Regions from separate parts of the Homo sapiens genome. Here region 2 is linked to region 1. The links are chromatin contacts, found by Hi-C or POLR2A ChIA-PET in ENCODE. All regions are on one chromosome and are shown on one strand. The core of a region is the stretch at or near the end of the contact, and the rest is flanking DNA. Distances in the headings are between cores, read along the strand shown.

The links. A loop is a pair of places that touch in the nucleus more often than their neighbours do. ChIA-PET counts read pairs that join two places held with the same protein, here RNA polymerase II (POLR2A). Pooled maps may share reads with other maps.
Region 2: POLR2A ChIA-PET joins it to region 1 with 10 read pairs in OCI-LY7. The contact joins two enhancer-like sites. A Hi-C loop is called at or near these places in 3 of 50 pooled maps. POLR2A ChIA-PET finds 5 or more read pairs at or near these places in 2 of 52 experiments (OCI-LY7 and WTC11).

The regions. Positions count from the first base shown.
Region 1 is chr1:60,935,144-60,939,919 of GRCh38, reverse strand. No RefSeq gene overlaps it. Among named protein-coding and RNA genes, the nearest start is that of NFIA-AS2, 33 kb to the left of the region's middle. Within about 2 kb of position 2,024, at least 2 of the 41 ENCODE cell types and tissues checked have a DNase peak (open chromatin) inside an H3K27ac peak, as active enhancers do.
Region 2 is chr1:61,439,059-61,443,834 of GRCh38, reverse strand. All of the region lies in intron 10 of NFIA (nuclear factor I A), which reads right to left. Among named protein-coding and RNA genes, the nearest start is that of NFIA-AS1, 190 kb to the right of the region's middle. Within about 2 kb of position 1,899, at least 3 of the 41 ENCODE cell types and tissues checked have a DNase peak (open chromatin) inside an H3K27ac peak, as active enhancers do.

The DNA of each region.
Region 1 (4,776 bases), core at 775-3,274:
TTATTTTCTTCCATTTTCTAAATGAGGAAACAGAGCCTCAGGGGATTTCTCATGTATGAATTTAGGGAATCATACTGTCGAGGGTAGGGCTGAACTCCTAACCTGGATCAGCCTCATACCAAAGTCTTTTCTCTGTATCACAGGAATTATGGGGAAAACAAAGAGAGCCCCTTGAGGGCCAGGGCCATACTAAGCAGATCTTTCACATTCATGAATGCATTCTTAGAGATCTGTGTGACTTCTTAGGTTCTAGAAATCTCTCTACTTGAGAAGGGGACAGTGGGCTAACTCATGAAAGAACTCTCAGGATGAGTGACTTAAATCTGATTCTTATTTAATCCCCCAAACAGGATTATGTGATCATCATTATTAACACTATGCCAAGGTATACAAGTCATGAGATACGGAGGTTGCTCATGAATAGAAGAAACCACCAACATCACATTTCAGAATCTATTTATTTTGTGAATCACTTTACATTTTAAAATGTATCTTTATCCTAGAAAAAAATGTTGATAAATATCTCTCTAATCTCTGTGTAGAAAGGAATTTTTTAAATCCTTAAAATTAATGGAAGGAATCACAAAGTAAAATTTAGATAGGTTCGACTTCATAAAAATTAACTGCATGTCAGAAAGTATGTTAAGCAAAATTAAAGGGCAGACAAACATCTGGGGAAACACTTAGAGCAAATATAAACAAAGATTTAGTAATACTATAGGATGACTTTATACATATTGATAGGACAAACAACACTATTCTCCAATAGATAAATGAAGCAAGACGTTAACTATCTCAATGATTTTTACAAAGTGTATTCAGCAGCAGAAAGAAGCATCATAAAATGCCAAATCCACAAGGTAAGCTATAAAATCATGTTCAATATACTAATGAAAGGTAACATTTATTCAGGGCTCATCACATGCCAAGCACTGTATTGAGTGCTTCCCATGCCTTATCTCCTTGAGTCCCCAAGATAACCTAATGGGGTATGCACTGTTAGCATTTTCATTTTATATATGAGGAACCTGAGGCTCAGAGTGGTGGAGTGACTTACTTGATGTCATGCAACAAATCCCTAGCACAGCTGGGACTCAAACTCAGGTCTTTCTCTGAAGTCGTAATTCCTTGTTTCCAATGGCTTACTATGTTAAGTGACCTGGGCCCCTGCCTTTTGCTCTTTATACCTCTCATAGTACCTTGCAAATAATTCAGCCTTCTGAATTATGGGAGGCAGAGTAATTTATTGCTTAAGATAACAGTTTTAGGATCAGAATGCTCTAGGTGGCCCCGGACAATGTAACTGCTCCCATCTTCAGTTTCTTTACCACAGTAAATTGTGGCAAGGATTAAGTGAATTTGCATGCTTGGAGGGCCTGGGACATTTCCTAGGACATAGAAGATGATCAGAAAATGGCAGGGAATACTAAATAGAATGGCATCATATCCCTTTGTGTGTAATAAGGCAGAATTATTTGTTATTTTAACAGTTGGCACCAACAATATTTTGTGTGTGTGTGTGTGTGTGTGTGTGTGTGTGTGTGTAAGGGGAGGAAATTGTCTTTGTTTGAGGGAAAAAACCCTTGATGACTCATTAAAGGTATCTGAGATCTGAGGGTATGAGTGTTTTAAACCCAGCCTTCAGAAATCATTATCACTCCTCTCCCTCCTCCCTTCCAAAAAAGAGAATGGTTTAAACAGTTGCATCTGAGAATATGAGATTTCTTTTTTCTCTTGAGAGGGAAGAGAAGAGAAGAGTACAAAGGGGTAGAGAATTATGTGGGGTGAGGCTGAGCTGGTGGGAAGGAAAGACGTGAGCTAAGGGAGGTCTGAGTGAAGTTTCACTTGCAATCTTCTGCTTTTAAGATGGTGCCATATTTTACATTTCGTGCTTAACATGATGTTGTGTTACTGTGTCATTACTCCCTCCTCGTCTCTCCATATCGCAGTGACATCTGCCAAAAATCTCCTGAACTCACAAATGCTTTGCAAGAGCTTTTATATAAATAGAAATGACCTCTCTCATGGACAGGTGGACATGGGCCAAGGCAGAGATGGCACTGAGAAAGGACCTTGTAGACCTGGATGACCGTAAGAACACAAGCCCCTCCAAGAATCCTCAGAAATCTTAAAATGTCAGTGGAATAAGTGGGGATTCACACTGATTAGGAAGAGCTGGGGGACCTCTACTGATATTTGGTTCACCTTTGTTGCCTTCCTGTTCTTTGCATGTAATAAATGCTCAGCAAGAATTTCTTGAATAACTGAGGAGAACAATAGAAAGCATATCTATGTGGCTCAGACTCTAATTACATTGGAGTTCGCAGACAGGAGAGACCCATGTGCTAGCGGAAGCAGGGAAGACTTTGTTCAGGTGTCACTCCTGACACCATGCAGAGCTGACCCAACAGCAAGTTTTTCTGTTGTCTCTGTGTTGATAGGAGCAGATGAATGGAGATTATTGGTGAAGCCAGCCAGCTCTGTCCCTGGTTAGAATCTGGTATTGGCTATTTTGGACATCTCTGGAGGATACTTCGATATAGTGAGTGTGGTCAGAAGTGGACGGTGCTGTTGTAATCACAAAGGAAAGAGGACCAATGAATTCATTTTGGATGGGAGCAGACAACTCCAGGATCCAGTGTAGGTGGTGTGGGCACAATGGAAGATGAAGAGGATTGCCCTTGCACATAGACAGGACAGGATTTAGCCACAGAATGGTCACTTTGCCTGTTGCCTAGGAAAGGGCACTTAGGATGCCTCTCAGTTGGAAGATATTATCTCCAGATGGAGTCCTCTGCCTGTTGGCAAAGTCAACAGCATTATTTGGTAATATTTTGATGTGCTATTTATGTGGAAAGGGGGCTTATTGACATATCTCTCACTTCATGCGCAAACAGCTCTAACTTTTCTTTCTGAAAGTGACTGTTGCAATGAAGATGACAAATCTCAGAAGGGCACTGGAGGCGGGGGGCAAAAATGGGCAGGGCATGGGCTTGTGCCTAACACCATGTGTCCTGGCTAGAGTGTCCAGGCCTGGGTTTGATTTGCATTCAGGCTGCATCTTTGGTTGGTGAAGCTGGACTCGCCTGTCATTCTGATGAATCTGGCAAAAGCTCCAGACAAGGGGTTTCAATGAAGGCAAAACACTTTGGAGGGCTGGAATGGGAGGGGAGGGCTTGGGAGAATTACCGGGGTGGTGGGGGGTTCATGTCATGTATTTGCATATTCATTGTCTCCAATTGGGAAACAACAACTTCAGAAAAGCAAGCAAAGAGGTTCACATTATTTTAGTGACCCTGAAAAACTTGCACATTTCTGCTAGGAAATGTGTGCCTTCCCTCTATGCAGCATTTGTTTTAAGTATTTAGCTTCCCTACACAGTTGTAAGTTCACTTGCCTGTTCTCTCTCCCTCCCTCCCTCTCTCTCTTTCTCTCTCCCTCTCTGTCTTTCTCTCAATTACTTTAGTCAGCACAAATTTGGAGGCAGAAGCAAACCTAGTAATAGCATATCTCATGTTGCTATCAATTTTCTGCCAGAAGACCATTTCAGGACACAAAGTCCTTTGTCTATTTCCAGAAGCTCGATTCAATGACATTACATAAATGACTACAATACTATAGCATGTTCTGCACCGTTTCAAATTGTAACCTAAAAAAGGGAAGAACCTGGATCGCAGCCAGGGTGTAATGATTTCAGTTCTTAAGAAAATCCAGCAACCATTACACTACATTCAATATTTTCTTGCTGTGGAAATTTAAGATTCGACTCTAATCAAATAGAAAACCCCACCTCCTCATCCTCCATTTTGCTATGGTTTCTGTTACTAACTGGCCTCCCACGTCTGTTTTGGCTTAAAAAAATAAATAAGTTTACAATATGTTTTTAAAAATTGGGCTGAATCAGACAATTGTATATTTTAGAAAATGAAGGCAAAATGTAAAACAGGCTAATCATGATTCCAAATTCAATCTTCAGGGCCCTAATTGATCCCATCCCAAAGGTAACATTCTATCTTAATTGACATGCTGAGATGGTTACAATTATGTAAAATAAAACTTGGCTGGTTGGAAACCCCATGTCTTCTTGTAGAACAGGAGATGGCCAGCTTTTATAATAGTTGATTGCAAAAGGATGCAACCACTTTGCTCATATTTCCTATTTTGGTTTGGCCCTTGTACATGTGCATTGAGGTTCCCCCATCCACCCTTTAAATAAAGTATGGACTGCAAGGGGAATTTGATGCCATTATATTTTCCTTGGGGTTGGGGGAGGACATCTTAGAAAGGGTCAATATTTTAAATGCCTATTTTTTAAGTCAGGGGTGTGTGTGTGTGTGTGTGTGTGTGTGTGTGTGAGAGAGAGAGAGAGAGACAGAGAAAGAGAAAGAGAGAGAGAAAGAGAGAGAGAATGAAGCTGACATTTCCATATTTGTTGGCCGAGTGATTTTTCTGTGCAATTGTGACCACACGCACGAGCTTGTGTTCAGCCTTGATAGGAAACAGATGGCAGTGAGTGTGGAGATCACGCGATGCTGGGCCCACAGAATGGACTCACAGCCCTTCCAGGATGCCCATGAAGGGGCTTCACCCTTTTTCAGATCCCGCCAGACATTGTGCCTCCCTGCTGAGAGCACCCTGAATGGGAGGCCAGGGCTCCCTGGGGTGATGCTGGATGCTAAGGAGGCAGGAAGGCGGGAGGCCTGTTTATGCAATCAAGAGAGGCAGAGGCCTCCTTCGATGGCAGGGAACACCTGTGCCTCTTGGCATCTTGCCTCC
Region 2 (4,776 bases), core at 650-3,149, 500 kb before region 1:
GCAAGGGTCAAGGAGTTCAGAGAAAGCAGCCATCATCTTCATGGGCAGAAATGGAAAGGGCACAGGAGAAAGAGCACCAAGGACTCTCCTTCTCAACTTCTCTCTGAATTGGAGTTTATCTATAACAGCAAGCAAGTGGGTACAGCAGTAATAAATCAATGATACTAATAGTAACTGTAACCTCAGGGCAATGCTCAAGAGTTACTTTATAGCATCTTTTCATACTGGAGCAGTCCTTTCCTGATAGGTGAGCATACCTGGCAAAACTGCAGGTTGTGGCATTCCCAGTACCCAGATTCAGCAGCTGCATCCCTGCAGAGTGACATGTGATGCGTCAGATAAATAGTTCAAGAGTAAGCACTGCTGTGGGGGTGGTGGGGTTCAGAGAAGCAATTGCATGGCTGGGGGTGGATGGACTAGGAGTGTGTGGTGAATCTGGATCTCAGTTTGCACCTCTGCTAAGAAAGGATGAAGACCACCTTGCTAGCTAGCATGGTGCTTGTGAGGATGAAATGAACTAATATTTGTGTTTTGTCTCCTAACAGGACTGTAACTGATGCTTTTTTATCTTTGGAGTTGTTGGGGTGGGGGAAGGGGATTCCTCTCTGTCTGGCGGAAGACAGAAACCTCATCTTCATGTGCTAGATCATGGCCTTTTCTTAACCTAGTGCAATATTGAGCCGTCACTTTTCTTGCATGTTCAATAATAGCACGAGCATGCTAGCTATATGCAAAGCTTTTAGTCTTTTTTCTCAATCCCCTGAACTCAACCTAGCTCAATATTAAAAAACATTAAGGGTTTTCTAAAACCAAATTAAATGTGAATATGCTTCTAAATAAAACCCTCTGCTGGAAAAATCAGAAGCTTCCTCTTACTGGATAAGGACATGAATGAAAGCGGAATCCATTTAGATGACGTTCTGCAGAAATGGATGATAAAACTGGTTTCTTTGGGAGCAGCAGTTTAGTTACAGTGATTGGGTGGAATTTGGGCTTACAATCTTAAGTTTCTCAGCCTTTAGCCAGGACTGATTGGTTGATTTCCAGAAAGAAGATAATTTGCATAAGAGATAATTTCTCATTGGTCAGTCAATTCCAAATGACTGAAAATCATGTGTTCTTTCTTTTGTGTATTTTTTCTTCTTTCTTTTTCATAAATATCTATCAAACTTTGGTTCATTTTCCACTGTCCTTTGGACCCCTGCCAATAAGGGCTGCTACAGGAAGCCTATTAAACATAACTGCTAATGTTACTTTTTTTTTTTTTTAAGCAACTCTGACAAAATGGTGAATGGGAGAAATTTGAAACTTAAAATGGTTTGCACATTTTCCTGAGGATTTAATTTATTCATGTGGATCCTAATGGTTTTGAAGACAAAATAATTTGATAGTTGATTTAATAGTTGATAGTTCAAAGTGTTTTATACTTGTTCATGTGTGGGTAGGTAGATTCAGATCTAATCTCATTTCATTTATACTGATTCTTCTGGTAAAATAGTAGTTTCATTCACCTATAATTTTCTTTAAGAAACAGAGGGCACCAACTTTGGAAGCGTGTTTGCTTGATCAAACTATGTGGAAGGTGTGGGATGAAGAGGGGAAACTATTTCCTGGAAGCGAATCTGGCACCGGGAGGAGTAACGCTTCTCTCCTGTACTCCCTTGGAGTTACCTACTCAGTGCCTGGCATCCCTCGTCAGGGCTTCATTCCGTGCCTGCTTCTGACTCAAAGCAAGCAGCCAGGAAGGGGTGCGAGGGGATAGTCCAGATTTGACAGTATTGACCCCAGGGCTGAGGAGCATTAGCGAATTCCATAATGAGTTTCATCCGGCAGTTCTTGGCTTACAAAGGTCACTGCAATGCAAGACCCAAGGGATGAGCCAAGCAAACCGCCTTCCTGGAAGACGGTGGGGGTGGGGGAAAGGGAACAATGACGTTAACAGGGGGGTGGTGTGAAGGGAGTTTGGTACATCTTCAGACTTCAAGACAGGAAAAAAATGTTTGGGAAGAGGCCAAATAAGAGATACAGCATGGCCCTAGCTAAATGGTAATGATGTAACAAAGAGCAATATTCAGCACTATCTAGATATCAGAGAGAACAACTGGATACTAAAATCATTATAAGATGTGAAATTATACCTCTCACTACTTCATTATCACTATATTTCATAATATTTGTCTAGAAAGGCACACAAAGTCTATCAGGTTAAATTAATCCTAATGATCAATTTCAGTTTTATTCTAATTAAATAATTTCAATTTAATTAATGCTAGCACAGAAATTAGTCAAAATTACAAATGTAAATGCTGAACTTTAAATCAAAGGTCCTCCCTACAACCTGCCTCATGTAGAAGCACTTTAAAGTGTTTGCCTGTGAAGGTAGATGGGAATTTTGACCTTTGTCTGCACTGTGAAGATCAGAAGATAGGAAAATATGCAAAAAAAAGCTGTCCAGGAGCATAGACGGAAGCACAGGTTACACAGACAGACAGACAGACAGACACACACACACACACACACACACACACACACACACACACACCCCTGCACGGCAGTCTATGAAAGTAAATCCTGCAAAGTGAACTTCTGAATTACATGCATTTGTTCCTTGGAATTGCAATGCGTTTGAGTCAGTCTAATGATATTGGGCTTTTATAAAACACCTTTGTAAAATGGAAACCATGCACCCATTTTCTAAGCCACATATTAAACCATTAGTCCCTTCCTTCACTCATAACAGGTCCCTGCATTTCAGTCCTGCTCTGTCTCTGATTAGCTTTGGGGCCTTGCAAGTTGTTTCAGTTCCCCAGGCTTTGGCCCCTCTTATTTGGAGGTGCTACTTTATTAAAATGATATGAACTTTATTCCAAAATATTCTTAAAGTTGTATCTGAAAAATGATGGGAGTCTGGAGTAGATAATCTTTAAGGAAATTACCAGCTTTAAGGAAATTTCTAAAACTTTTGAAAAATACTGGCATCTTAAAATGGATTTGAAAATGGTACAGGGCACATGTGTCTGAGTCATCATATAAAGACATTTAAATATCCTTTCTTCCCTCTTCATAAAAATCCAAAGTAGACAGTATCCAGAGCTCTAAAAATTTGTGGAAAAAGGAATCTGGCAAAATAGATGTTCTTTTTCCCAAAGAAAAGAAAAGAAAAAAAAAAGCATCGGGAGGAGGATACAAAAATCTGAAAGAGAAAAAAAAACACAATAAAGAGAAATACGTGTTCTTTTTTTGTACTTAAAAAACATGTACTAATGAATTATAGTTAATAACAGGTCTGTAGTGCCACTCACTCTTCATCTTAAAAGAACGTTCTACGTTATCACTGTTATCCATAAAATAGCCACAACTTCTTTCTTCAAAAGGAGGCCTTCATCCATGATCCTGCATCTCAACTTGTTCTCAACTGTATATGAGAATTACTTGGTAGCAATCAATTCACTATTACTGTTTGGGGACATTACAGAACAGCAGAGTAATTTAATAATATAGTTGATTAGTATAATAATCATCATTAAATTTAGTAATGATAGTGGGATTCCCCTTAACTTGGTTAATGATCATGGACAATTCATTTCTTGACTGCCAGTGGTAGAAATGGTTTTTGAAATATTAACTTCTGCCCCATGGGAATGACACTTAGCCCATCACATTTAATTTTTGACCTTCATTGAGCAGCACGATCCTAATCCCTTGATTTTATAATCTTAACTAGGAAACATTAAAATATGGATTGACTCCAGTTGGCAGGAATCTTTATGTTCTTTTCACTAAAAAAGCTATAAATTCAATGGTTGACCTTTTATTTCCAGGTCACAAATGACACCCACTCAGTTTTGTCCGTTCACACAGGATTTATGTTAGGGTCTACAGGTATAAGCCATGAAAGCTGAACTTTAATGAAATGTCTTTCAAAGATGTGCACTTAACCAAAAATTCCTCACAAAAAAATTAGCAGGTGGCCTTTTAAAAACAGCCATTATGTCCTCAGGTTCATTGCTGGCCTCCACTAAGTCTATTTTTCACTTGTAATAAGTTTCTCCTAATACCATTTTTCAGGGGGTACAAATTATGCTTGTGTTTGGGATGACAAGAATACCTTAGTTCCCAATTTAGGCTTCTAACCTGAAAGATTTCTGAGATGCTCTCTTTCCCATAACCACAATTCATCTCTCTCCAGTTGAAAAATGTTCCTTGTCCTTTTCACAAAATCAATCGTATTGATGGGAGGCATTCCGTGTTGTCAATCAGGGAAATGTGATTTGATGGGACCCCAAAGCAGCGAGATAGGGAGAGGAATACCAAACCTGCTCAGGTCCACACCATCGGAGTGAGATCAATGTTTCCCATAATACTCGTCCTGTCATGTGGCACCCTGTCACAATTAATAATGTAGAAGGAGCTGATTAACTTAAGTAAAGTGCTCTCTGCTGTGTAAACACATAAAGATCTATGAGGAAAAAAAAGGCGGGGGAGGGGGCAGGAGAGAACAAAACGTCATTTTTATTTTTCATGTGTACACGTTCTCACTTTCTATTCTTCTCTTGTAACAATTACTGTACCAGCCACTCTGGCAGAGTCAATAAATTGATCTGGGTCTTGATGCAGCAGCAAGGCAGACTAATCTGATACACCATTATCTACACTGGAGAGTGTGGGGGCTTGGGGGTGCACTCAGGTAACACAGGGCAAAGGGAAGGAAGTAAAGGCCAGCCAGCCTTACTCTAGATAGGTAATTGATGTTCAGTGTGGAGCTTCTGGACTAGA